Regions from separate parts of the Homo sapiens genome. Here region 2 is linked to region 1. A link is an interaction called in ENCODE POLR2A ChIA-PET data of the cell type or tissue named here. Cell type or tissue: PC-3. All regions are shown on one strand. Each heading gives the region's core, and the rest is flanking DNA. Links, peaks and the distances in the headings are about the cores only.

Region 1 (14,589 bases), core at 3,494-8,493:
AGTCCTCCCACATCAGCCTCCTGAGTAGCTGGGACTACAGGCACTGGCCAACACATCTGGCTAACTTTTGTATTTTCTGTAGAGATGGGGTTTCACCATGTTGCCCAAGGTTGTCTCAAATCACTGGGCTCAAGTAGTGCTCTCACCTCGGCTTCCTAAAGTGTTGGTTTTACAGGTGTGAGCCCCTGCCTCTTTTTTTTAAATTGAAACTTTCTGTTGAACTCACACATTTGGGTTCTTTAAATGTGTGTTTTTATGAGTAAATTTAATGGGAATGAAAGCATAATTGATCTTTTTTTTTTTTTTGTATTTGAGGAATGCTTTATTTCCAGGCAATAAAATGCTATTTCTCATCTCTGTCTCTCTTAGATTACAGCAAGATGGAAATACCAAATCCCCCTACCTCCAAATGTATCACTTACTGGAAAAGAAAAGTGAAATCTGAATACATGCGACTTCGACAACTTAAACGGCTTCAGGCAAATATGGGTGCAAAGGTAAAAAATAATTCCCAAGTGAAAGTTTATATATTTCAATATACTGACCCAGTGTAAAGGGGTTGGAATTTTTTTTTTTTTTTGAGACAGAGTCTCACTCTGTCACCCAGGTTGGAGTGCAGTGGCGTAATCTCAGCTTACTGCAAGCTCCACCTCGCAGGTTCACGCCATTCTCCTGCCTCAGCCTCCCGATTAGCTGGGACTACAGGCGCCTGCCACCACGCCCGGCTAATTTTCTTGTATTTTTAGTAGAGATGGGGTTTCACCATGTTAGCCAGGATGGTCTCGATCTCCTGACCTCGTGATCCGCCCGCCTCAGCCTCCCAAAGTGCTGGGATTACAGGTGTGAGCCACCGCGCCTGGCCCAGGGGTTGGAATTTCTTTTTAACTTTTGTTTTGAAATCGTAACAGGGCCAGGTGCGGTGGCTCACACCTGTAATCCCAGCACTTTGGGAGGCTAAGGCAGGTGGATCACCTGAGGTCAGGAGTTCGAGACCAGCCTGTCCTACCTGGTGAAACCTCGTCTCTACTAAAAATACAAAAATTAGCCGGGCGTGGTGTCATATGCCTGTAATCCCGGCTACTTGGGAGGCTGAGGCAGGAGAATTGCTTGAACCCAGGAGATAGAGGTTGCAGTGAGCCGAGATGGCACCACTGCACTCCAGCCTGGGTGACAGAGCAAGACTCCATCTCAAAAAAAAAAAAAAAGGCCAGGCACGGTGGCTCATGCCTGTAATTCCAGCACTTTGGGAGGCTGAGGCAGGCAGATCACTTGAGGCCAGGAGTTTCAAACCAGCCTGGCCAACATAGTGAAACCCTGTCTCTACCAAAAATACAAAAATTAGCCAGGTGTGGTGGTCTGTGCCTGTAATCCCAGCTACTTGGGAGGCCGAGGTAGGAGAATCGCTTGAACCCGGGAGGCGGAGGTTGTGGTGAGCTGAGATCGCGCTACTACACTCCAGCCTGGGTGACAACAGAGCAAGACTCCATCTCAAAAAAATAAATTATTAATTAATTAATAAAATAACAATATATCTTAATCTTTTCCATGGCTTTGCTAGGCTTTGTATGTGGCAAATTTTGCAAAGGTTCAAGAAAAAACCCAGATCCTCAATGAAGAATGGAAGAAGCTTCGTGTCCAACCTGTTCAGTCAATGAAGCCTGTGAGTGGACACCCTTTTCTCAAAAAGGTACTTTTGGGAGTTTAAGCTCAGTCTTCCTCTCTTCCTTGGGCTTAAAGCTTTTTCCTATATTTGTGACTTTTTAGAAAGTGAATAAGTAAGACAAGGTATGGTGGCTCACACAAGTATTCCCAGCTATTTGGGAGGCTGAGGTGGGAAAATCGCTTGAGGTGAGGAGTTTGAGACCAGCCTGGGCAACATAGACTGTGTCTCTAAAAAATTTTTTAAAAAAGTAGCCAGACATGGTGGTGTAGTCCTAGCTACTTGTGAGGCTGAGGTGGAAGGATTTCTTGAGCCCAGAAGTTCAAGGCTGAAATAAACTATGATTTCACCACAACACTCCAGTCTGGGTTGACAGACAAGACCTTATGTCCAAAAAAGAAAAAGGAAAGAAAGGAAATAAATAAATAAGGTTAAGGTTAATAGATACAGCTATTTTAGTCAACTTTGAATAATTAAGATAGTAAATCTGCAGCTTCAAGAATAATTACGGGGGCTGGACGCAGTGGCTCACACCTGTAATCTCAGCACTTCGGGAGGCTGAGGCAGATGGATCACTTGAGGCCAGGAGTTTGAGACCAGCCTGGCCAACATAGCGAAACACTGTCTCTACTAAAAATACAAAAGTTAGCTGCGTGTGATGGTGCACACCTATAATCCCAGCTACTTGGGAGGCTGAGGCCTGAGAACCTCTTGAACCTAGGAGGCAGAAGTTGCAGTGAGCCAAGATCACACCACTGCACTCCAGCCTGGGTGAAAGAGTGAGACTGTGTCTCAAAAAAAATAATAAATAATAAATAAATAAAAGAATTTTCTAGTTAAGAAACTTTGGCTGGACGCGGTGGCTCACACCTGTAATCCCAGCACTTTGGGAGGCCGAGGTGGGTGGATCACCTGAGGTCAAGAGTTTGAGACCAGGCTGGCCAACATGGTGAAACCCCATCTCTACTAATAGTACAAAAAAATTAGCCAGGCATGGTGGCACACTTCTGTAATCCCAGCTACTAGGGAGGCTGAGGCAGGAGAATTGCTTGAACCCGGGAGGTGGAGGTTGCAGTGATCTGAGATGGCACCATTGTACTTCAGCCTGGGCAACAAGAGCAAAACACCATCTCCAAAAAAAAAGAAACTTTATGAAAATAAATTATCATTATTATTATTTAGAGACAAGATCTCACTATGTCACCCAGACTGGAGTGCAGTGTCATGATCATAGCTTACTGTAACCTCCAACACCTGGGAAATAGATAATATTTTTAAAATATAAAAAGTAAATATTATCTAGGCATGGTAGTGTATGCCTATAATCCCAGCTACTCGGGAGGCTGAGGTGGGAGAATCACTTGAACCCAAGAGTTCAAGGCTGCAGTGAGCTATGATCTCCAGCCTGGGCGACAGCGAGACTCCGTCTCAAAAAAAAAAAAAAAAAAGAGACTGTCTCTTAAAAAAAAAAAAAAAAAGCAGAAGCTGGGTGCAGTGGCTCATGCCTGTAATCCCAGCACTTTTAGAGGCTGTGACAGGTGGATCACCTGAGGTCAGGAGTTCAAGACCAGCCTGGCCAACATGGTGAAACCCTGTCTCTACTAAAAATACAAAAATTGGCCGAGCGTGGTGGCGTGCACCTATAATCCCAGCTACTCAGGAGGCTGAGGCAGGAGAATTGCTTGAACCTGGGAGGCGGAGGTTGCAATGAGCCAAGATCGTGCAACTGCACTCCAGCCTGGGCGACAGAGTGAGACCCTGTCTCAAAACAAAAAACGAAAAGCAGATAGTGTATTGAGAGCAAATATCTTTCCTGAAGCAGAATGTTACTATAATTTCTATACCACTTTGCTTCTCCATGTACTATCCCTATCACCTATGCAGCTAAGTTGATGTCCACTGTCTTAAAGTTTAGGTCTTCAGAAAACTTCCTCATCTTTTAGGACTTTCAGAGGCTCTTTACTGTTGTGTATAACCCAGGTAGACCAACAGTTTGAGCTGAGGTAAACATCAGCTGAGTATGGGAAGTACTGTGCTGAACTCTATAGAGGACACAAAGGTGAATAAGAGTCCCTTCTTTTGGCTGGGCATAGTGGCTCACACATGTAATCCCAGCACTTTGGGAGGCTAAGGCAGGATGATTGCTTGAGTCCAGGAGTTGGAGACCAGCGTGGGCAATATAGCGAGACCCTGTCTCTACAAAAAAAAAAAAGAAAAATTAGCTGTTTAACTGGATGTAGTAGCACATGCCTGTAATCCCAGCTTCTCGGGAGGCTGAGGTTGGAGGATGGCTTTAGCCTGGGAGGCAGAGGCTGCAGTGAGCTGTGATTGCACAACTGCACTCAGCCTGGGCAACAGAGTGAGATCCTGTCTCAAAAAAAAAAAAAGAGTTTCTACTTTCCACAAGTTTGCAGTCTAGGGATTCCTTTTAGGAGATGATGTTACAAAACTCTGAATTTATTAAGTTGTTTTTAAAATTTTGTTTTTGTTTTTTTTGAGACGGAGTATCGCTATGTCGCCAGGCTGGAGTGCAGTGGCGTGATCTTGGCTCACTGCAACCTCCACCTCCCAGGTTCAAGCAATTCTCCTGCCTCAGCCTCCCGAGTAGCTGGGACTACAGGCATGTGCCACCACGCCCAGCTAATTTTTGTATTTTTAGTAGGGACTGGGTTTCACCATGTTGGCCAGGATAGTCTTGATCTCCTGACTTCATGATCCACCCGCCTCGGTCTCCCAAAGTGCTGGGATTACAGGCGTGAGCCACCATGCCTGGTCAAATTTTTTATAATTTTAAATGCCATCTGAATTTTAAAAATTTAATTTATTAGCTTGTAAGAACTAGAGGCTACTAAGATCATTTTTTTTCTCTTTTTTTTCTTTTTTTTCTTGAGACAGAGTCTCGCTCTGTCACCCAGGCTGGAGTGCAGTGGCTCACTCAACCTCTGCCTCCCAGGTTCAAGTGATTCTCATACCTCAGTCTCCCAAGTAGCTGGGATTACATGTGTGTACCACCATGCTCAGCTAATTTTTGTATTATGTTTTTGTAGAGATGGGGTTTCACCATGTTGGCCTGGCTGGTCTCCAACTGACTTCAAGTGATCTGCCTGTCTTGGCCTCCCAAAGTGCTGGGATTACTGGCATGAGCCACTATGCCCAGCCAATTTTGGAAGGAAATTACATTTCTTTCTTGGGTTATATGCCCGTCTTTCCCTCTCCATGTCATTGCTTATATTTCAGTGTACCATAGAGAGCATTTTCCCGGGATTTGCAAGCCAACATATGTTAATGAGGTCACTGAACACAGTTGCATTGGTTCCCATCATGTATTCCTGGTCCCCTCTCCAACAGAACTTTATGGTATGTATTGAAAGCACTGTGGTGGTTATTTAAACTGTATGATTGTGTTATGTTGATATGCCAGAGCTCCTCTTAGGGTAAAGATTGTCCAGTAATTAACACAGCTAGGACATGCAGGGCAGAACAAGGTTGTAATTTACTTACTCTAAACAATATATATTGCAAGTTGTTCTAACTTGTCAGATTTTATGCTCTCTGATGTGTGCTTTGGAATTGATGCTGGTTCTTTTTTAAATGAATAATATTGGGCAAGATTTCAATTTTCTCTTAGTACCTTGGCCCAATATTATGTACAGTTAAATGCAGTCTAAATCAGACTCTTGAGGCTTGAGCAGGTTGTCTGCTCCCTGTTGATGGAGTAATCCTTTCTGAATTCTCTAAATGCAAGATGCTACAAAAACAACTGAGACAACAGACGTGCACACAGTCCTTTCATCTGGGCCTTTGTGCTGACTCCTACTAGGATTATTTGTGGTTTTGATAATCATTCCTCTCTAAATACTGCCATTGCTTATCATCTGCCTGGTGACAGATAGCCGTACTACTGGTTGGAATGAGGTCGAGGTTTATAGAAGGGAATCATCTCTTAGAATAAAACTTCAGAATAATTTTACTTGCTACTTGGGGATTTTAGAATGACTATATTCTCTGCTGAGCACCCCACTCCCCCAAAATTATTTACTATTGTTTATTGCCAGAAAATATCCATAGCCTAGGCTGCAGTTGACTTTAGGTTCCCATTGAGTGTGACTGGCATGAGTTGTAATCATAATTTTTTTTTATTATTGGAGAATCTTAGTCCATCTTATAGAATACCCATGTCTTATGATTGCCCAGTTTATTTTGTAGTTAAATTACAGATCATAATCTTAGAAGCCTTCATTTTTATTTATCCATCTGTCTCTCTACTTATGAAACTTTTTTTTTTTTTGAGACGGAGTCTCACTGTGTCGCCAGGCTGGAGTACAGTGGCGCGATCTCAGCTTACTGCAACCTCTGCCTCCCAGGTTCAAGCGATTCTCCTCCCTCAGCCTCCCTAGTAGCTGGGACTACAGGCATGCGCCACCACGCCCAGCTAATTTTTTGTATTTTAGTAGAGATGGGGTTTCACCATGTTGGCCAGGATGGTCTCGATCTCCTGACCTCATGATCCGCCTGCCTCGGCCTCCCAAAGTGCTGGGATTGCAGGCGTGAGCCACCACACTTGGCCCCATTTGAGGTTTTTTTGGCCAAACAAAATGGCCAGTGTTTAAAATGCAGGAAACTCTGGGACAAAGGCATTTTCAGGAGACTCAAGCAACAAACAAAGCTCAGCAAAGATTCCACTAAATAGGAAAGAGCAGATGCATGATGGCTTCATGGAATAAATCACATCTGGTTTGGTTTCAGGTAGAAGATGAGACGGTTTTGTGCAATATTCCCTACATGGGAGATGAAGTGAAAGAAGAAGATGAGACTTTTATTGAGGAGCTGATCAATAACTATGATGGGAAAGTCCATGGTGAAGAAGGTAGTGGTACTGAACTCCTTGGAGAAAATTTTGTTAGAATCAGGCCTCTTCTTTGGTACCTCATCATCTTGCCATCTTGCTTTTATCTTCTGCCCCATGGGGTACACACTGCAGAATATTTCAATGTCATCACATGGCTGGGAGTTAATTTTTTTTTTTTTTTTTTTTTGAGACGGAGTTTTGCCTTAGTTGCCCAGGCTGGAGTGCAGTGGTGTAATCTAGGCTCACTGCAATCTCTGCCTCCTGGGTTCAAGTGATTCTTCTGCCTCAGCCTCCCAAGTAGCTGGGACTACAGGTGTCTGCCACCATGCCCAGCTAATTCTTGTATTTTTAGTAGAGATGGGGTTTCACCATGTTGGTCAGGCTGGTCTCGAATTCCTGACCTCAGGTGATCCACCTATCTCGGCCTCCTAAAGTGCTGGGATTATAGGCGTGAGCCACCATGCCTAGCCCAATTTTTTTTTTTATTTTTTTTTTAGAGACAGGGACTCACTCAGTCACCCAGGCTGGAATGCAGTGGCATGATCATAGCTTATTGTAGCCTCAGCCTCCTGGGCTTAAGTGATTTTCCTGCTTTAGCCTCCTGGGGGGCTGGGACTACAGGTGCACTCCACCACACCTGGCTTTTTTTTTTTTTTTTTTTTTTGAGACAGAGTCTCGCTGTGTCACCCAGGCTGGAGCGCAGTGGCACAATCTCGGCTCACTGTAAGCTCCGCCTCCCGGGTTCATGCCATTCTCCTGCCTCAGCCTCCCGAGGTAGCTGGGACTACAGGCGCCTACCACACCCGGCTACTTTTTTGTATTTTTAGTAGGGATGGGGTTTCACCGTGTGAGCCAGGATGGTCTCGATCTCCTGACCTTGTGATCCTCCCACCTCAGCCTCCCAAAGTGCTGGGATTACAGGCGTGAGCCACCGTGCCCGGCCCTGGCTTATTTTTAAAATTTTTTGTAGAGATGGAGTCTCACCACGTTGCCCAGGCTGGTCTTAAACTCCTGGCCTCAAGCAATCCTCCCACGTTGGCCTCCCAAAGCTCTGGGATTACAAGAGTGAGCCAACATGCCTGGCCCAAAATACCCTAGTTATTTCTTTTTTTCTTTCTTTCTTTTTTTTTTTTATTACCCTAGTTATTTCTGATTCAAGCAGCAGAAACAGAAATAAAAATTATTTAAAGTATCCTAGTTAAATTTTAAAAGGAGTTGGGACATAAAAGGATTATGTAGTAATCAGTGGCTGGAGAGAAAGTTTATTGTACAAATAAGTTTAATCTTAGGGCTTAGGAGTTTTCCATAAGGACATCCAAGACCATTTTGTTCTTTATTTCTCTTTCTCTGAGAATGGCAATGAGGCTCTCTGTCATACTTCTTTGATCCAGGCATCCCCTGAATCTCCCAGAAGTTGGTTTTAATAATCTGAATTTCCTAAAAGCCAATTGTTTGGATTTAGTCATAATTCTAGAAAAGTCTGTCCGTGTGTAAGAAATGGAAAGAGGAGAGGCTCTCCATCACTTCATAAACCAACAGCCCCACCTGCTCTTTTGACAATTGTGGGCACTGTTGTGATGCTGTTGAACTACATTATTTGTCCACAGTGCCTCCTAGTGTTCAAAGACCTCCTAAATTGTAGTACATCTCCATAAAGTACAATTTTAGGAAAAATTGCTGTCTTTTGATTTAGAGACGTCATTACTGACCCATCAGCAGCAAAGCCAAGAGAATTTTCATTTTATTATTTTTCTCTGCCCTACTTGGAGATTGTTTGAACACTTTCATGAGATTTTGAACCAGAAATTCAGAGTTGACTTGTGACTGAGGAAGTGAAGTTCTTCAGTAAGAATAAAGCCTATGGCTGGGCACGGTGGGTCACACCTGTAATCCCAGCATTTTGGTAGGCCGAGGCGGGCGGATCACCTGAGGTCTGGAGTTCACGACCAGCCTGACATGGAGAAACCCAGTCTCTACTAAAATACAAAATTAGCCAGGGTGGTGGCACATGCGTAATCTCAGCTACTCGGGAGGCTGAGGCAGGAGAATCACTTGAACCTGGGAGGTGGAGGTTGCGGTGAGCCAAGATCGCGCCATTGCACTCCAGCCTGGGCAATAAGGCGAAACTCCGTCTAAAAAAAATAATAAAAATAAATAAAGCCTATAGCTGTATTCCTACTCTAGCCAGCTGCCCACTGCATGTGTAGGAGCCAATCAAATGATTGTAATTTCCTGATCTCCCATGTAAAAATGTACACATGTGACATATCTGGGCCTCTGGAGTGAGTACAAGAAAACCTGCCTAGGAGGACTAATGGAATGTGAAGTGACCACTGCTCATCTTTCGAATCCTCATGTTTCAGAGATGATCCCTGGATCCGTTCTGATTAGTGATGCTGTTTTTCTGGAGTTGGTCGATGCCCTGAATCAGTACTCAGATGAGGAGGAGGAAGGGCACAATGACACCTCAGATGGAAAGCAGGATGACAGCAAAGAAGATCTGCCAGTAACAAGAAAGAGAAAGCGACATGCTATTGAAGGTACGTAGCACTGGCTCCCTTATTCCTTTTTTAAAGTGACAGGGATAGGGAAGAAGGAAGAACTGGAAAGATTTGTTGCCTATTAAAGGCTGTTGGTGCTTCTTGTTGGTTCACTTAAAAGGAGAACATGATCATTAAGTGATAGCTTCAGATAGCTGTGACTTGGGTGAAGAAGAAAGTAGAAGAACTGATAGAATAATCATTGCTATTCATTTCTAATTATATGTCTCATGTGAAATTGGGATCATGCCAATTTATATATATGTATATATCAAATTTTATATCCCTTTTTATTTAATCTTATGAGTACTTTTCCATGTCACTAATGTTTAATTTAAAATTTAATAGTTTAATTATACTATATGTCCAGGGACATAGTGTATTCTCTTTTATTGTATCATAATTATAGTATCAGTGTAGTTCTTCAGCATCCACTTCATGATAGGATTCTTCTATGTTCAGGCCTCTCTATGAACACTCTTTTCACCTCCAAATTCTTATTTTTATTTTTAAAATCTATTATTTATTATTTTTTTGAGACACAGTCTTGCTCTGTTACCCAAGGTGGAGTGCAGTGGCACAATCTCGGCTCACTGCAACCTCCACCTCCCTGGTTCAAGTGATTCTTGTGTGTCAGCCTTCTAAGTAGCTGGGACTATAGGCATGCACCACCATGCCCAGCTAAGTTTTGTATTTTTAGTAGAGTTGGGGTTTTACCATGTTGGCCAGGCTGGTCTCAAACTCCTGGCCTCAAGTGATCCGCTCCCCTCGGCCTCTCAAAGTACTGACTGGGATTACAGGCGTGAGCCACCTCACATCCAGATTCTAATTGGGACTGTGGATTTTGTTGTTAATATGTAGACTACTCTAACTTCCTTATTTACTGGTAGCATATATCAGATAAGTCCAGATAGCACTGATGTTTATATATCTCCAAACAATCAGTGGTTAGGTTAACAAAGCAGCTGTAATCAAAATGCTATGACAAAAGGAAAAAAGATCACACAGATTTGTTTACGTGTTCTGATAATCGCACTCAGGAGCTTTTTATCATTTCCAATTCAGGCAACAAAAAGAGTTCCAAGAAACAGTTCCCAAATGACATGATCTTCAGTGCAATTGCCTCAATGTTCCCTGAGAATGGTGTCCCAGATGACATGAAGGAGAGGTAGGGAAAGCTGTCCCACTTAGGCCATATACAGAGTGCTCGGACAAAACCTTTATTCCCTCCTAATTTTTGGTTAGTAAAAAGCTTTGTTTATGGTAAGGGCATTATGATTTGCCCGCAATTTGATTATTTCTTGCTTACTCAATTACCTCTAAATGCCCCCCTTACTATATTAAGGGTCATCGTATACTGGCTTTTGAGTGAGTCTGGGCAGAGAACATTTACTCTGCCATTTTTCTGGAGAGTTAACTCCAGCACCATCTTAACAAATCCTTCCCTCCCCTTACTTTCCAACATTTGCCCAACCCAGCATAATTACAATGGTGGACCCACTCTAGTTATCTACCATTCTCTTATCAACCAGACCTATAAAAAACACCCATCCTCCCTTGGCAGACCGTAGGTGAGCTACTGTCAGTACCCAATCTGTATTTCCTCAGTGGAGGCAGTTCCTCGGAGGAACTCTTATCTCTCTTTTCTTAAATAGGTATCGAGAACTAACAGAGATGTCAGACCCCAATGCACTTCCCCCTCAGTGCACACCCAACATCGATGGCCCCAATGCCAAGTCTGTGCAGCGGGAGCAATCTCTGCACTCCTTCCACACACTTTTTTGCCGGCGCTGCTTTAAATACGACTGCTTCCTTCACCGTGAGTGGGGCTACTCTGTTTGAAATGCTCTCCTCTCTTCCATCCCCAGCCACCATTTCCTTCTCTTTGTTCTGGTTTCTCGTATAGAGTTCCTGGCTTCTGTTCTAACGTTTTACAAAGGGCCAGTTCTATTTTCCCTTGCTCAATTATAGTGCAACATGCTTTGCATGATAGGGACAGACTAACTAGCAACTTATCTGTCCCTCAGTACCTCTTAGCTTTGAAAGCATTGTGTTGATGTCAGAAATGACTGAATTTTGTGCACCCTGATGGTAGCCGTTTATATCGAATTCTAACTCCTACAATAGCTCTCTAATTCACTTTTGTTTCTCCCCATCTTGTCAAGTGGATAGACCACTGGCAACAAGACAGTTTTTGTTTTCCAGCTTTTCATGCCACCCCTAATGTATATAAACGCAAGAATAAAGAAATCAAGATTGAACCAGAACCATGTGGCACAGACTGCTTCCTTTTGCTGGTATGTTCTTAAGCTGTTCTGGCATTATTAACTTCATTCTGGGAACACAAGCCACGTGAGCCAGTACACAGCACTCTGGGGGTCATATAGCACAAATAAAACATGGCTTTTGCTCTTAAGGAGCTCCCCAGTTACTGTGGGACCGCTCTTAAGGAACTCCCCAGACATGGTAGCACTATAAAGTTAGTCTGATGGAGTGCAGATTCGAAGATCATTAAAGGCTTGCCTGCTCTAAATATCATCTGCTTAGATTTCAGAGCCTAAAACTGTATTGTTAGAATTGGAGCAAAGTGTATGCTGGGGGGGTGGGTACACACTCTAGTTTCTTTGCTATCTTGTTATAAATGCATATAACTATGAGACGAATAGCACGTGATGATGCTGATGTCTTGTTGTGATCAACCAGATGGACCGTTCCCTGATGGACAGACCTTAAGAAGCAGCATAAATGGTCTGGCATACCTGTGGGGAAGCCATATATTGAGAGCTAGAAGGAAATAGATCAACTGGACTTGCCAAAGACACAGTTGGGCTTTTTACACAATAGGATGAGCCTAGGCGATGAATAAAATACCTTGATAAAATTTCTGCCACCTATTAAAATTATATTATACAACCAGCCAAGTGCTTTTGGAACCATCTTTAGTGGGATAATAGATGGAAAGATGGTAGAGAATGCTGTTGGGCACACATGTGGAAAATGGGCCGTACTGTAAAAGCAAAAGAATAGACGTTATTGGGTTTATTTTTTCCTAATGTGTATTGACTCCTTCCTATGTGCCAAGTATCATAGTAGACCCTTAACATACCTTGTCTTATTTTCATCCTATAACAGTGTCATGAGGTAGAGGAAACTGGATTACAAAAGTTATATATTTTGCCTAAAGTTTGTTGATAAGTCAGCGGTATGGCAGCGATGAAATTCAAGTCAGGGTCTAACTCCACAGATCATGCTTTTAAAATTACTCCATGTTTTTCAGCCAGGCGTCGTAGTGCACACCTATAATCCCAGCACTTTGGGAGGCTGAGGGAGGTGGATCACCTGAGGTCAGGAGTTTGAGACCAGCCTGGTCAACATGGAAAAACCCTGTCTCTACTGAAAATACAAAATTAACCAGGTGTGGTGGCGCACGCCTGTAATCCCAGCTACTCAGGAGGCTGAGACAGGAGAATTGCTTGAACCCAGGAGGTGGAGGCTGCAGTGAGCCGAGATCACGCCACTGTACTCCAGCCTGGGTGAGATAGTGAGACTCCATCTCAAAAAAAAAATAATAATAAAATGAAATTACTTCATCCTTAAAAAAATATATATGCCATGTTATGTCAACATACCAGCATTTATATAAGTCAAAAGGTCATTGCCCTTCTCACAGGAGTCACCTTGATACCCTGTACATGTATTACGAAGATGCTGCCAATGCCTGAAATGTATGCATGTTTAACTTACAGAGATAATGTATGCACAATTTTTCTTTTATTGCGTTTTAGGTTTGAGTGCATATTAAATATAATGCTGGACTATTTTCCCCCAACTGTTTACTAAGAACATTTTCAATCATGCAGAGTTGAAAGATACCTTCTTCCTGGATTTGATAACATTTTTTTCTGTATCTCCTTTCTCCATAAATTTGCGTATGTATATCTTTTGCTGAACCATTTGACAATAAGTTGCAGACATTGTGATGCTCATTTGGTAAATGTTTCAGCATAAAGACATTCTCTTACATAACCACATTATTACACCTAGGACAATTAATAAAAATTGTATAGTATCCTCTATTACCCATTCTATTAATATATTCAATTTTTTTTTCAGCTGTACCAAGAATAGGTATTTTTGTGTTGTGTTTTGTTTTGTTTTGTTTCCAAACCAGGATCATCCAGTCAGACATCATATTTGGTTATTATGTCTTTTTTTTTTTTTTTTTGAGACAGAGTTTCACTCTTGTTGCCCAGGCTGGAGTGCAATGGTGCAATCTCAGCTCACCACAATCTCCACCTCCCGGGTTCAAACGATTCTCCTGCCTCAGCCTCCCAAGTAGCTGGGATTACAGGCATGCGCCACCACGCCCAGCTAATTTTTGTGTTTTTAGTAGAGACAGGGTTTCTCTGTGTTGGTCAGGCTGGTCTTGAACTCCCAACCTCAGGTGATCAGACTGCCTGGCCTCCCAAAGTACTGGGATTACAGGTGTAATAAGGCGCCCGGCCTTGTTATGTCTTTTTACTCGTTTTTAATCTCAAATAATTCTATCACTTTTAAAATCTTTTTAAAAGTTCCAGGCTGGTTGTCTTGTAGGATGACCCACATCCTGGATTCATCTGTTGTTTTTTCACAGTGTCATTTCTGTGTTCTTCTGTCTCCTCTTTCTTATAACCTAGAAATTAGGTCTGGAAACTTGATTTTATTTATGTTAAAATGTTTGGCCATTATATTAAAATGGTGGCTCACGCCTGTAATCCCAGCAATTTGGGGGGCTGAAGCATGTGGATAGCTTGAGCCTAGGAGTTCGAGACCAGCCTGGGCAACATGGCAAAACCCCATGTCTATAAAAAATACAAAAATTAGCTGGACTGGACTTGGGAGGCTGAGGTGGGAGGATCAGTTGAGCCTAGAAGGTCAAGGCTGCAGTGAGCTGAGATCATGCTACTGTACTCACCTGGGTGACAGGGCAAGACCTCGTCTCAAAAAAATATATATATATATAAATACATATAATCTATTATATATTATATTATATATAAATACATATAATCTATAATATATATTATATATAAATACATATAATCTATGATATATATTATATATAAATACATATAATCTATAATATATAATATATAAATACATATAATCTATTATATATAATATATAAATACATATAATCTATAATATATAAATACATGTAATATATAGTATATAAATACATATATAATATATAAATTATATTTACATAAATTATATATATTTTATATTTATATAAATTATATATAAATATATTTATATAAATTTCATATATTTATATATTATATAAATATATATTTTATATTTATATAAATTATATAATTATATAATATATTTCCATATTATATATTATATATATAATATATAAAAATTATATGTAAATATATATAAATGTTTAAAATAGTATAATTGATACTGTATACTTCATACACAGCATAGGCACATAATATCAGGTTCAGTTAATTTTGAAACTTCTCTTTTGGAATTTCCTTTAGGCCTTACTG
Region 2 (13,374 bases), core at 7,371-12,370, 60 kb before region 1:
CCAGCCTGGACGACTGAGCGAGACTCCGTCTCAAAAAAATAAAAATAAAAAATCCACCCTTCACACTACTGCTCCTGCCAACCACCAACCTAAAACAAGTAAATACCTATTGTGTTCCAGGCACTGTGTGGTGTAAGGAGAAATACAGCCTAGAAGGAAAGGTGCTAACATTCATAGGATGCGTATATATACCAGCTGCTTTGCGTATATTATCACATTTAACACCACCAGTAACTTTCTGGGGCCCACATTAATATTGCTATGGTAGAATTAAGATAACCAATGCTCAAAGAGGTTAAGTTCCGTCTGCCTAAGGTCACAGGATTTAAACCCACATCTACCTAAAGCCAGAGCCTGAGTTATCTTCACTGCTGCCTCCCATGTTTTGGACACAATTTCTGCCCCATAGTGTTTATAAAGTATAACACACAGGCCCACATACACCCATCCCACACGGTTAAGTCAGAATAAGGCAATAAATGGCAAATGTCACATTCAAATCCATGAATACTTATTGAGCACCTACTATGTGCTGGCATTGTGCTGGGTACTGTGGGAATACAAGGAAGCATGAAACAAGGTCCTAGGCTTAACGAAGCCCAAAACTTAGTGGAGGAGACACATAAATACGTAATTAAACTTACTGCAAGGCAGCCCGTAATACGTAAGGCACTTACAAGTGAGATATAGATAGAAATGTTGTTCCAGGGTTGGGGGGATGGGGGTGTGGAGAGGCAGAGTTGTTTAATGGGTACAGAGTTTCAGATTTGCAAGGTAAGAAAACCCCTGGAGATCTGTTTCACAGCAATGTGAATATACTTAATATTGCTGAACTGTACACTTAAAAATGGTTACGGTGGTAAATTTTATATTTATGGTTTTTTAATCACAATTTTTTAAAATGCTATTCCAAAGACAGAATACCACCCTGGGGATAGGGGGAAGCTGGAGCAGTTTCACAGAGTAAGTCTTTGGAGCTGAACATTGACAGATGAGAAAAGCAATCTCTATTGAGGACCTACCATGTGTGGACACTTCTACATTACACTGTGTCGTATCAGAACATCTTTGCAAAACAAATACTATCATCTGCATTTTACTTACATGCAACTGAAGTTTACAGAGTTAAGAAACTTGCCTAAGTTCATTGGATTAGTAAATAACAGAGCTGAAGTTTGAACTTAGGTATTACATGAAAGCGACCCCTTCCTCTATTCCAGGCTGTTCATCAGGAAGAGAAGAGCAGTCTAGGCAGAGAGAACAGTGTAGTAGCTTTGAAGCATGAAAGGCATGGTACATTATTATTTTTTTTTTTTTTTGAGACTGAGCCTTGCTCTATCACCCAGGCTGGAGTGCAGTGGCACAATCTTGGCTCACTGCAACCTCACCTTCTGGGTTCAAGAGATTCTCCTGCATCAGCCTCTTGAGTAGCTGGGACTGCCTGGCACCATGCCCAGCTAATTTTTATATTTTTAGTAGAGACAGGGCTTCATGTTGGCCAGGCTGGTCTCGAACTCCTGACCTCAAGTGATCTACCTGCCTCAGCCTCCCAAAAGTGCTGGGATTACAAGTGTGAGCCACTGCGCCCGGCCTATTCAATCTTTCTTTCTTTCTTCTTTTTTTTTTTTTGAGACAGAGTTTCGCTCTTGTTGCCCAGGCTGGAGTGCAATGGTATGACCGTGGCTCACCGCAACCTCCACCTCCTGGGTTCAAGTGATTCTCCTGCCTCAGCCTCCCAAGTAGCTGGGATTACAGGCATGCGCCACCACGCCCAGCTAATTTTGTATTTTTTAGTAGAGACGGGGTTTCTCCATGTTGGTCAGGCTGGTCTTGAACTCCCGACCTCAGGTCATCTGCCTGCCTCGGCCTCCCAAAGTGCTGGGATTACAGGCGTGAGCCACCATGCCCGGCACAGCCTATTCTTAAAATAGTGAGGACTCAAGTGTAGCTGAATGTGCTGTGAATTTTAAAGGCTTTGGAATTTGGACCTTACTCTACAACCACAAGTAGCCACTAAATAATTTCGGGTGAATATCAAGAGATCAGATCCAAGTCTCAGGAGAATTCTGCTGCAGAGGAGTGGAGGGTGGACTGGGTAAGGAGAGAAAAGAGGGCAAAGGACTCTGGGTGCATGGGGTGGGGTCACTTTGGCTGTGCAGGATCAGAGGGGACTTGAAAGCCCAATACAGAAGGCTCTACGAGTGAGAGACCCTTAAGGAGGTGGAGGCAGAGGCAGGAAGGCACCCAGCCTTTTCAGAGGCCCATTTTGAAACCAGTGTGGCTGGATGGAAGACTCTGAAAGAGTCAAGTGGTTTGACGGAAGGTGATGAGCCTTGTGTGCCAGGTGATATTGTGTCTTTGTCCTGGACACAAGGTGAATGACATGATGGAGGAGATGCTTTAGAGAGGGCTCCTGATGCCTGGTGTTTCTCCCATTCCTTTCCCTCCTTCACCCCATGGGCTGGCATCCACCACCCCCACTCCACTGAAACTGGTCTCCCACAAAGATCTCCTAACAAAAGCCAGTGTGGTCTTGCCTGAGGATTCATCCTATGCCACCTCCTTGAAACTCTCTCCTCACTCAGTTTTGACTAACATCCTCCTACGTCTCTGGCTTTGTCTCTGTGTCCTTCGATGACCTACCCTCCCGCTTCCCACTCCAGAACTGGTGGTATGCGCTGAGACACACTCTGCAACCCTCTGTGTCTCTGGCTTTGCCGGCTCATCTCCCTTCACTCTCAACTCTGTACTGACTACTCCTCCATCCACATCTCTCCAGCCCTGCCTGACCCATATCCATGGCTATGGAGGGTCTTGTCTTGGCTGTCCCTTCTTCACTCAAGCTCATCATGACCTCCTTAAAAAAAACCTTCTTTCATTTCTAATTTCCTCTCTCCTTTGGTGGCCTACTCTCCTACTCTCCTTTGGTGGCCTACAAGTTGTCCTTGACATCCCTTCTCCCTAACTCCCAATCATATCAACTCAGCAAATATTTATTGAGCATCTACTATGTACTATGTTCTCTACTACGTCAATAGGTTACTGGATTACAGAGTAACTTATTTTCCCGAAACAACCCTCAGATTCACCCTTTCTCCTCTTCCCTCCCATAAGCCACTCTCTCCTTTGTCCACAGATGGCTTCCTGGGTCTACCTCCCAGGTATTTTCCCTTCCCCCTTCCACATCCCATGGCAGATGATTTTCATAAAGCCTACTGTCACGTTACACTGTGCCTTTTTGTTTTTTTGTTTTTGTTTTTTTTTGAGACAAAGTTCACTCTGTCTTCCAGGCTGGAGTGCAGTGGCGTGATCAAAGCTCACTGCAGCCTTGACCTCCCAGGCTCAAGTGATCCTCCCACCTCAGCCTCCCAAGTAGTTGGGATGACAGGCATGTGCCGCCACACACGGCTAATTTTTTAAATTTTTTGTAGAGATAGGGTCTCATTATATTACCAGGGTGGTCTTGAACCCCTGGGCTCAAGCAATCCTCCTACTTCATCCACCCAAAGTGCTGGGATTACAGGTGTGAGCCACTGGACCTAGCCTGCTCTGCCTCTCTATTTATTTATTTATTTATTTATTTATTTATTTATTTATTTATTTTTAGACAGAATCTCACTCTTGTCGCCCAGGCTGGAGTGCAATGGTGTGATCTCGGCTCACTGCAACCTCCGCCTCCCGGGTTCAAGCAATTCTCCTGCCTCAGCCTCCCAAGTAGCTGGGACTACAGGCATGCGCCACCACACCCAGCTAATTTTTGTATTTTTTAGTAGAGACGGGGTTTCACCATGTTGGCCAAGCTGGTCTTGAACTCCTGACCTCGGGTGATCTGCCTGCCTCGGCCTCGGCCTCCCAAAGTGCTGGGATTACAGGTGTGAGCCACCACGCCTGGCCTCTGCCTAACTCTTAACATTGTCTATTCTACAATCTGGGCCCACTCTACCTACCCGGCTTCACTCCCCACAACTCTCCTATAGGAATCTTTACTTCCAGTGATAGTGGTTTCCTCATGAAGCCCTCCCAGCCCCATATTCCAAGACACTCTCTACTTGGAATGCCTTTGCTTATGCTGTCCCTGCACAGGGACACCCTTCATGGCCTTTCCACCCTTCACAGCCTTTCTTGCCCATTTGCCAAGATCCTGGGTAAGCTCATTGCCCCTGCTGCCCAGTCCATCCTTCACCTACAGCCACAGTATTGCACATCTACCAGGCACTTATACGTAGCACTTGTGTGTACCCGGTCAATGTGAGTCTCAAATTGCTCCAGCTGAGAAGCCAAACCTCACTGGATAAACAGAAATCTCCCCCAAAACAAGGGCTGAGACATCTTCAGCGTTACTGTGCTAAGTGTCAACCAGAGATTTAAAAATGCTTGCTGTCGGATCAGTGGGTTTCAGCCCCAGCGGACATCAGGAAGGAGACTCTTGTTCCAGATCCAAACACTCTGTCCTCATCTCTCTCCCCCTCACCATGGCAGCTGCAATCTCTTCCGGGCTGTCCCCATCCAGATCAAATCGGAAGGTCACCATCTTGCTGTTATGGGTCTGTAGCTGGCACTCAACCACTCTGTCATTCTGGTCTGAGACCTTCAGATTCAAAGTCAGCAGAGGGGAGAAGGTCAAGCCCTCTTCATCATGCTGTGTCTCCACCCTACCCCAGCCAAGTGACAGCAGCCACAATGGACTTGGAGATAAGTAGACCCCACCTCTAAAGTCTGGTATTAGAAACCAGACTGGCCGCCTCTTGAGTACTAGTCATACACTGCTTCTCCCGTTTTCTGGGTGACCTCCCCCGCCTCCCCCTGACACTTCCCTCCTGGCCCTGTAGGTTACTCTCTATCTCCTGTACTCCATCCTTACACTAGTGACCCGCAGCCGGGATCGGGGTCTGCGCCGGAGATTCCTCCCTGGGGGTCTCCTCATTTGTCCCATCCCTTCTCCCACATCGCTAAGGCCTGAAGCTGCATCTGAGGCATAGCTGTTAAAGAGAAAGGAGAGAGAATGACTGTCAGAGCAGACACTGGGACCCCAGTGCCCCAGGTGTCTCACCCTGGCACCCCAACTTGTACCAGAACATACCTGTCCCCGGGGGAAAAGTCACTTCCAGGGCCAGAACGTGGAATGGATAGGGCAAAAGCCTGAAACAGGATAAGGGTTCATGAGGTCAGGGGAAGATAACTGTTGAGATCTAGGGAGATGGTGTCAAGGATGCTGGGAGGATATTAGGGAGATGGAATTAGGGAAGAGGAGGGCAAGAATGGTGGATTTCCAGGGACATGGGACTGGATCATGAGATTGGGTTTCACAAGGAGGGAGATAGGTCATAGGCTTGGAATGGCTGGGAGCCCCCCATGCGACCCCCTCTCACCGAGGGCAGGCAGAGATGGGACTCAGCCAGGCTGGATGGCACCCCCCCAGGGGGCTGAAGGGCAGGGTCTGAGGCATCCAGGAAGCCGGAGGAGCTGAGGTAGCCATCAGTCTCGCAATCCGCTGGTTGGGGAGGGAGAGGATCAAAAAAAGGGGAAATAAAAGGGAATAGTGGCAGAGGATGGGGCCTGCCTAAGCAAGGAGGGGCCTGGAGCTGTGGGAGAGTTCCTTCCTGGAGGGAGCTTCATGGCTAGAGGTGGAAGGCAGGGTAAGTGACTGCTGTGGGGGTGAACTTCTGGGTAGGGGGCAGAGGCCAAGGTGTTCTGGGACCTACGTCTCAAGATCAGGGGTGACTTACAAGTGGTAGATGAGTAGCTGGCGTGGCGGAAAAGGAAGGGCTGGTGCTGGTCTGCCTCTGGCTCCTCAGGCTCAGGGGGGAAGACACTGGGGGGACCGGGGGCCATGGGCACAGTTGCTGGTGGAGGTCCTGGCTCTGGTGGGAGTGCCTCCAATTCCCTTGCTTTACGCAGCTTCTCACGCTTTCGCTGGATGGCAGCAACCCGTTCACGTACTGCACGGGCCACTGGCTGGTAATCGGCTTCACAGACCAAGCCCAGAGCCACCTGGAATTGGGGTGGGGGATGAGGAACACAGCTTGGGACCCCCTATCAAAGATCCATCAGGACGCCTTCTTGGGAACTCCAGGATATGGGAGGAAGAAAACCAACACTTACTGATTACCCACTATGTCTGTTAACTGGCAGCTCCTTACATTATCATCACTAGATCCTCCAAACAACCTTGTGGGATAAATCTTACCATTCGATTTTTAGAGATTAATGAAGTAGCTGGTTCATAGTTATACAGTAAGTCAGTGGTTTCCAATGGGAAGAAGAGATGTTTGGCACTATCTAGAGACATTTTTAGTTGCCACAACTGGAGGGTAGGTGCTACTGAATCTAGTGAGCGGAAGCCAGGGGTTCTTCTCAACATCCTACAATGCACAGGACAGTCCCTAAAACAAACATGTCAACAGTGCCAAGGCCAAGAATCCCTTGTCAGCAATGGATCAAGATTTGATCTCAGGTCAGGTTGGGCCGTGCTATGGAGACCTGCTCTAAATTTCTAACACATTCTCAGATTCTTGACCTACCGTAGGTGGTCTCCACCCTTGCAACTGTCATGTCTCTATTAAGAATCCCATACTCGGCCAGGCACGGTGGCTCACACCTGTAATCCCAGCAATTTGGGAGGCCAAGACTAGTGGGTCACTTGAGGTCAGGAGTTCGAGACCAGCCTGGCCAACATGGTGAAACCCCGTTCCTACTAAAAATACAAAAATTAGCTGGGCGTTGTGGCTTTTGCCTGTAATCCCAGCTACACAGGAGGCGGAGGCAGGAGAATTGCTTGAACCCAGGAGGCGGAGGTTGCAATGAGCTGAGATAGCGCCACTGCACTCCAGCCTGGGTGACAGAGTGAGACTCCATTACTCCCAAAAAAAGAATCCCATACTCCCTTCAGGACTTCCTAAGCCAGCCCCCAAGCTTCTGCCCTTGCATCTTATGCCTCTCCCCTTCTACCAGCTTCCATTCATCACCTCCTCATTCCTTTTAGCCGCAAGCTTTGCTGAATGAGTAAAGGAGGTGGGGAAGGGTAACCTGATTTAAAATCTGAACCACCTCAGTTTCAATCCAGCTCTTCCACTTACTTACTTGGGGCCCTGGACAAGGTATTCAACCTCTCTGAATTTCCATTTCCTCATCAACAAGTTGAGATAAAACTGCCCCCTATGCAGGATGGGTAGCAAAGATCAAATGCATGTGAAAGTGCTTTAAGCCATGTACAGATGTAGGCTATTAATGAGCTCTTACTATGTGCCAAGCACTGCCAGGGATAGAAGAATCGATAAAACACAGTCTCTGCCCTCAGGGAGTTTATAGTCTAGTGGAGAAGAAAGATAGGAACTTATTCAGGTTTAAGACAGGACCGATAGTGGGGAGTGCTGTAACCGAGAACATGCTGAAGTGGAAAGAAGCATTTAAGTTTGACTCCAAAGGGGACGGCTTCCCGAAATCGATGGTTCTGATCATATTGGAAGAAAAAGAAAAAGAAAAATGGGGAGGGAGGAAAGAAGGAAAAGATGAATTGGCAAGAAGGGCATCCCAGGAAGAACAGATCAGCTGGAGGTAAAGCAGGGACGCTGGAGGACCCAGGGCTCCCTCTGTAAAGGAAAACTGGGTGTGCGTGCGGGTAAGTTAGGGCTGGAGAGGTAGGGAGACGCTGCAGGAGATTTTGAGAGGGGTGAGGTGCCCCGCCCCCATCGCTGCCACCCCTCCTGCGCCCCATCCCTGTTGCACTGTCCCCTCGAGTCAATGTCCTTTACACGTCCAGTGGCAGCACAGTCTGTCCTCCGCTCACCATCTCCTGTGCCACCTCCTCGGCCGCGTCCCGGCCCAGCTGGAACAGGAACTCGATGGCCTGGTTGTCCCGTGGGCGCCCCCCGCGCCGCGCGTCCTCCATGCGCAGCCAGAGCTTGAGGCCCGGCTTCTCGCCGTCGTCCTCCTCCGCTAGTTCCACGTGCACACCGCGCTCCTCGCGGAAGAAGGCGTGGGCCAGGAGGTCCTGGATGGTGAACCTGAGGGTGACGCGTGGGTGAGCCGAGCCCGCCGCGGCCCGCGGCCCTATTCTACCCACGCTCTGCCCTTTCACCCCCACCTCTCGTTCTTATCCGTGCGGATGCAGCCTTCAATGATCTCCTTCACCTCGGGTATCTTCACCTTGTGGAAGCTGTTCGGCTTTCTGCCCTGGGGAAGGGGTTGCATGACACCTCCCGTCCTCTGATCCCCAGCTCTCGGCTTGACACCACCCCCCACCCCTTACTCCACTCCCTCCTTAGGCAGCTGCGCGTGCAGTTGCAAAAGCCTGACTGCTACTGGAAGATGTGATTTCAAATCCTAATCCCCGCCCCCCCCCCAAGTATTTACAGTGTGATCTTGAACAAGTCTCCCGCTGTTTGTTCATCTGTAAATCGCAGGGTGGAACATTTGCCCCGCTCACCTCACAGGGCAGCTGGAAGGATTGGATGAGAGATGGGATGCGAAATCATTTGTGAACTCTTGGGAGCACCACACATATTATTATTCTAAATAGCGTGTACTGGTGGGGGCGCGTGTGCACTCAATATCCTTCTGTGTTCACCAAGGCGACTCTGTGTCTAGCCTGTTTTCGTGCAGGCAAAGGGCATTGACTGCGGGCTGGCCGGCGCAGGAAAAGGGGAAGTGGCCCTGGAATTGCCTTTCCCGCCAGCCCCATCCCTCTCACCGAAGTGACCTTGCGGTAGATTTGCGCGGCATTCTGGCACTCGGAGTACGGGTACTCAGAGGTGGCCATCTCCAGCATGCACATGCCGAACGCGTACACGTCCACGGCCTCATCGTACTTTTCCTCGTACATCTCGGGGGCCATGAATTCCGGGGTCCCTGTAGGGTCCACAGCAGGGATCAGATTGCTGGGCACTCTGGCCTCGTCCTTCCCACTGGGCTAGGCAGCCCCAGGCAACCCTGCGAGTGCAAGTGACCCCGGCCCACAGTGGGGTTGAGGTGGGTGCCATAGGTCTCCTCAGCTTCCCTGTCGTCTGGTAGTTTTGTGGACCTTGAAGGCCCTTGCTGAGGGGAGGGAGTCCCCAGGTTCTCTTCTGAGGTGGGGGAGGAAGGAATGGCATGGACCCTCCTGGAGAGACGCACCGATGACACTCTTGGCAAAGGAGGCGCGCTTGAGCGTGGCCAGGCCCAGGTCCCCGATTTTGACAGAGCCAGTAGGTCCCGTGATAAAGACATTGTCGCACTTGAGATCCCGGTGCAGGATGGGAGGAACCCGGGAGTGTAGGAAATGAAGTCCCCGCAGGATTTGGCGGCTCCAGCGCTGAAGGACCCGCGGCTTCATCTCCCGGAACCGCCTCAGGTACCTGGGGGAGGGCGCATAGCCAGAGTCCTGGTGGGGGGACACGTCCTCCGGGAAGGAGCCCCCCACTGGGAAGTTCCCCCCTGCCGCACCCTGCTGCCGCCTCCGCATCTTCTGCCAGCATTCTCCTAGCCTATGTCTGCCCGGCCCCAGGGAGAAACTGAGTCAGGGGGCATGGTGGATAGACATGACGTTACCAAACGGGTTGGGAAGTAAATTGATAGATAGGGCCTCGGCCAAGGTGCTGTGGGAGCGCAGGAAGGGATGACTAACTGCCCCAAGCATGAGGGAGAGCTTCGGAGAGGAAATACTTTTGTGTTGCATCTTGAATGATGAGTAGGAGCTCAAAGGTGAAAGGGGGAAGGGATGGAGACTTCCCAGGCAGACAGGACACCGTGCTCAAAGGCACAGAAAAAGCCAGTGACAAGGCAGGGTGGGAGGAGGTGCCAGGAATTTGGTGTGTCTGGAGCTTAGGCTGAAAGTGAGGCTGTATCCTAAGGACTTTGTGAACAGGTGAGCCTGTGTGGGCTTTATTCCAAGGCCATGAGAAACTTTGAAGGGGTTTTAAGGAGGGGAGTGACAGTTCAGATTTTCAACTGGGAAAGATTCTCCAGGCTGCAGGAAGATAGGATCGCTTAGAGGGTGGCAGAGTTTGGGAAGGCCCTTTAGGAGGCTGCTGCAGGGCTCCAGATCAGCGAGATGGCATTGAGGTGGTGGCATGGATGAAGCAGTGAAAGCCAGGTGGGGAGAGGTTAAGGAAAGACTTGGGGACAGACTGATGAGGGGGCAGAGTGGAGAAAGAGGAGTCTGGGGAGACACCCAAGTATTTTACTGGAGTGCTGGGTGGACATTGCCACTCACCGAGGCAGGGACAAAGGTTGGGTGAGAGGGAGATGGTGAACCTGGTTTTACACCTGGATATTAGAGAGTTTGAGGAGCCTGGGAGTTCAGGAAGCAGTGGGCACACATCCCAGCCTCCCTCTCCCCACCCACTCATGCGCAGAGCTCACGTCTTGAGCGTGCCCGAGGTCATGAGTTCGGTGACCAGCACGATGCAAACCTGGCCCCTCAGCACCGACTTCCACGAATCATAGAAGCGGACGATGTTGGGGTGCTGCAGCCCCTTGAGCATCTCCACCTCCTCTGAGAAGCGCTGCCGCTCAGCTCTAGACAGTTTCCGAGTCTGTGGGATGGGGGACGGGTGTCATGTCAGGCCCAGGACACCCACAGAAAGGAAGAGGGACACCTGGAGTGGGGTTGGGGGAAGAGGTGAGGGTTGGAGCCCACAGATGGGGTGGGGTTAATGGGATTACTTGCCCAGTGGGCTGCAGACCCTGAACTCTCCAACAGTCCCGCACGTAAGCTGATCCAAGGACACACCCAACCTGGGCCTGGGGCAGCCCCCTAGACCCCCTGCTGGACACAAGCACCTTTATGCAGCCCGGTCCCAGAGCCCTGAGCTCAATAGTGCCTTTGTGGCTGCCCAGGCCGGCCATGGGGCGGGAGGGGGCACCCGGGGGCTGGCAGTGAGCAGGCAGCAGGCGGGCAGCAGGATACTGCGGGCAGGGAATTGGGGCCGGCAAGGGGGTTGGCCCCAGAAACAGAACTGCTAGATCCAGACGGAAGGCGGGAGGGATATGGAGGGAGGTACTGAGAAGGAAAGAAAAGATCCAGGACTAGGCGCCAGGAGGCTGCCCACCCCCATAGTCGTCCCGCCCCGGCTCCTCTCCCTCCCCTCACCCCCCAATTTGGCTGCCTCTCCTGGCCTGGCCCAGAGCCTGGGGCGCGGCACTGGCAGGCGCAAGGGGCGAGCCCTGTGCCAGGGCTGGAGAGGGACCCTTCCCCTAGGCTCTGTCCCCTGATCTGAATCGGAAGCTTCAGGCCCCAAGTTGACTGGGTTCTCCTAACCCATATGTAGCATGGGAGCAATGGGAGGAAGGTCCCCCTAAAGCCCATGGGCTTAGTGCCTTTAGGTCTGGGAAGGGAGAGCACAGGTAGGCAGTGGGATGAGGAGCAGAACTGGACTCACTCGAGAGCTGGAGCTCCCTATGTCCCCCTCCTCGCAGCTGTGGAGAAGTCCAGAAGTCTGACTGCTCCAGAAGGGGTTAGGGGGCCCTATTCTGCCACAACTGCCCTAAATCTTCTGGAGTTGGAGATGACCCTTGCCCAGCTCCTGGCTTCCCGCATCCCAGCCTCCTGGTCTGCAAATAGGTGGGGGACGGGAGGAGTGAGGGGATCAAGAGGACCAGGGTCATAACTGAGGATCTCAGGACTTAGGGGAGAGGAAGGGATTGCGGGTACCCACCAGCAGGAAACTGACCTGAACTGGCTCCCCTGCCTAACTTCCCATCCTATTTTCCACCTCTCAGGGTTGAGTATGGAGACTTTAAAGTGAGAATGTTCATACCCATGGGGGAGTCACCAGACACCACCTGCCTCAATCTCTCCTTCTGCAGCCCAGAGTCAGCCAGATCATTCAGGGCAAAGACAGCAGAGGTGTCTATAGACATTTGACTGGAAAAATACATGCTTCCCTTGATGCTGTCTCCCCCACCCTCTGTCTGTCATCCTAAGACCTCCAGAGTCCCATCCCAAGGTGCCACCGAGGGGGCTCCCAGCCGCACCTGCAGCTCACACCAGGCCACCTCCACTGTGGTGTCGGTGTCTAGCCCTCGATACACCGTCTTGAAGGAGCCACGTCCAATCTCGATGTCAAACTTGAGGTATCGGCCATCGGGGGACGTTGCCACAGCCTGGGTCTCCATGTCCTCCTTTTCTTCCTGCTCCCGCCGCCGCTCTAGGGCCACAGCTTCAGGGACCCTTAGCGGCTCCCTGGACCCCGGGCCCACTGCAGAGTCCGGGAGCTCGGGACGCGCGGAGTCTTCCGCAGCCTTCACAGGGGCTCCCTCGGTCCACGTGCCCTCGGGGGGTTCTTTGGAGCTAGGCGGTGGGCTCCTCGCGGGGCCAGGACCAGCGGAGTCCGGAGGATCGGGGGGGTCCGGAGCGGGTGAGGCTGGCAGGGACCAAGAGCTCAGCAGCCCCAAGTCGACTGAGCTACGGCGGCTGAGACGAGAAGAGCGCGGCCGGGGCTCAGCCTTCCCGGAGAAGCGGCGCGCTCGGCGAGGAGGGGGCCCGAGGCGGGGCTGCCCCGCGGTGCCAAGAGGAGGCGGGGGCCGCAGGGCCAGGTCGGCCTCAGTCTGGGACATGAGGACGGTGGTCTCCGTGGCCGGGGATGCCAACATGAGGAAGAGCAGGGCGCCGAAGGGTAGAAAATCAGACGGCCGGAGAGGAGGCGGCCTGACAGACGGACTCGCTGGGTGCGCTGCGCTCCGGCTGAGCGGCTGCGGCCCCAGCCCCCAGCTCGGCCTGGCCCCGCCCCCGTCGCCGCCCCGCGGCCCGCCCTTGCCCCCCAGGGCCGCCCCTCCGAGCTGCTCCCGCGGTGCGGATCCCGCGAGCAGCCCCTCACCTTAGTCACCGCCCCGCCCAGCCGCGTCCCCTTCTTTCCCGAGCCCCCGGCCGCAGTCTCACTCTGAGGCCAGAACTGAGTGGGAGACCGCGGAGCATCCTCCCGCACTAAGAGTGAGCAAACCTGTTTGTGCGCGGAGGAGGGCAGGAGAGAACGACACCCGGACCCTAGTGGGGGATTACTTAGGGGGAGGCTACCACCCTCCTGCACACCCCAGATAAGGCAGCACCACCCCCTCCTAACTGTCCGGAGTAGCCCCAGGCCGAACGGAGAGGTCAGTGGAAAGGTCTGACGTTGTTGTCCCTCTGGTCTGCATAGGGAATGGGTGTGTACTCCCCAGGATAAGTCCCTCCCCCAAACCGAGAGCCCGGTCATCCATCCCCTCCAGGCCACCTTGGCCGCAGCCTAACCCTGGCCAGAGTGGCTGTTTTTGCTATATGGGCTCTCCTTCCTCCCCTTCTGTTTGCCAGTCTCCAATAAACCAAAGTCCACATCCGGCTTACCCCCCTCAGCTCCCCTTGGCCACAGTTACCCCACCCAGACCAGATGGGTGGAGGGAGGGGCTTCAGAGTAGTTCAGG

Evidence for each region. Peaks named below come from ENCODE experiments on the same cell type or tissue, not always from the same donor. Only the 100,000 strongest peaks of a DNase experiment are listed, where the experiment ranks them.
Region 2: POLR2A ChIA-PET joins it to region 1 with 10 read pairs; 13 of 35 experiments call an interaction of 5 or more read pairs at or near these places.

Annotation. Positions count from the first base shown.
Region 1 is chr17:42,714,733-42,729,321 of GRCh38, reverse strand. EZH1 (enhancer of zeste 1 polycomb repressive complex 2 subunit) reads left to right here. Exons shown (of 21, transcript NM_001991.5): 3 at 370-497; 4 at 1,559-1,687; 5 at 4,898-5,017; 6 at 6,407-6,527; 7 at 8,873-9,049; 8 at 10,115-10,217; 9 at 10,705-10,868; 10 at 11,255-11,346. The coding sequence starts at 381. Among named protein-coding and RNA genes, the nearest start is that of MIR6780A, 14 kb to the right of the region's middle. In PC-3, for the core only: CTCF peaks have their summits at 7,918 and 8,121 (motif pointing left); no DNase peak of the experiment used is centred there.
Region 2 is chr17:42,779,895-42,793,268 of GRCh38, reverse strand. It overlaps WNK4 (WNK lysine deficient protein kinase 4), which reads right to left and starts at 12,659. Exons shown (of 19, transcript NM_032387.5): 1 at 11,953-12,659; 2 at 10,339-10,511; 3 at 9,112-9,332; 4 at 8,690-8,847; 5 at 8,084-8,172; 6 at 7,787-8,003; 7 at 5,727-5,991; 8 at 5,370-5,491; 9 at 5,081-5,139; 10 at 4,862-4,979; 11 at 4,472-4,588. The coding sequence starts at 12,570. RefSeq lists enhancers at 8,603-9,234, 9,140-10,339, 11,629-12,586. In PC-3, for the core only: no CTCF peak of the experiment used is centred there; a DNase peak (open chromatin) is centred at 9,668; H3K4me3 peaks cover 3,054 bases; H3K27ac peaks cover 3,289 bases.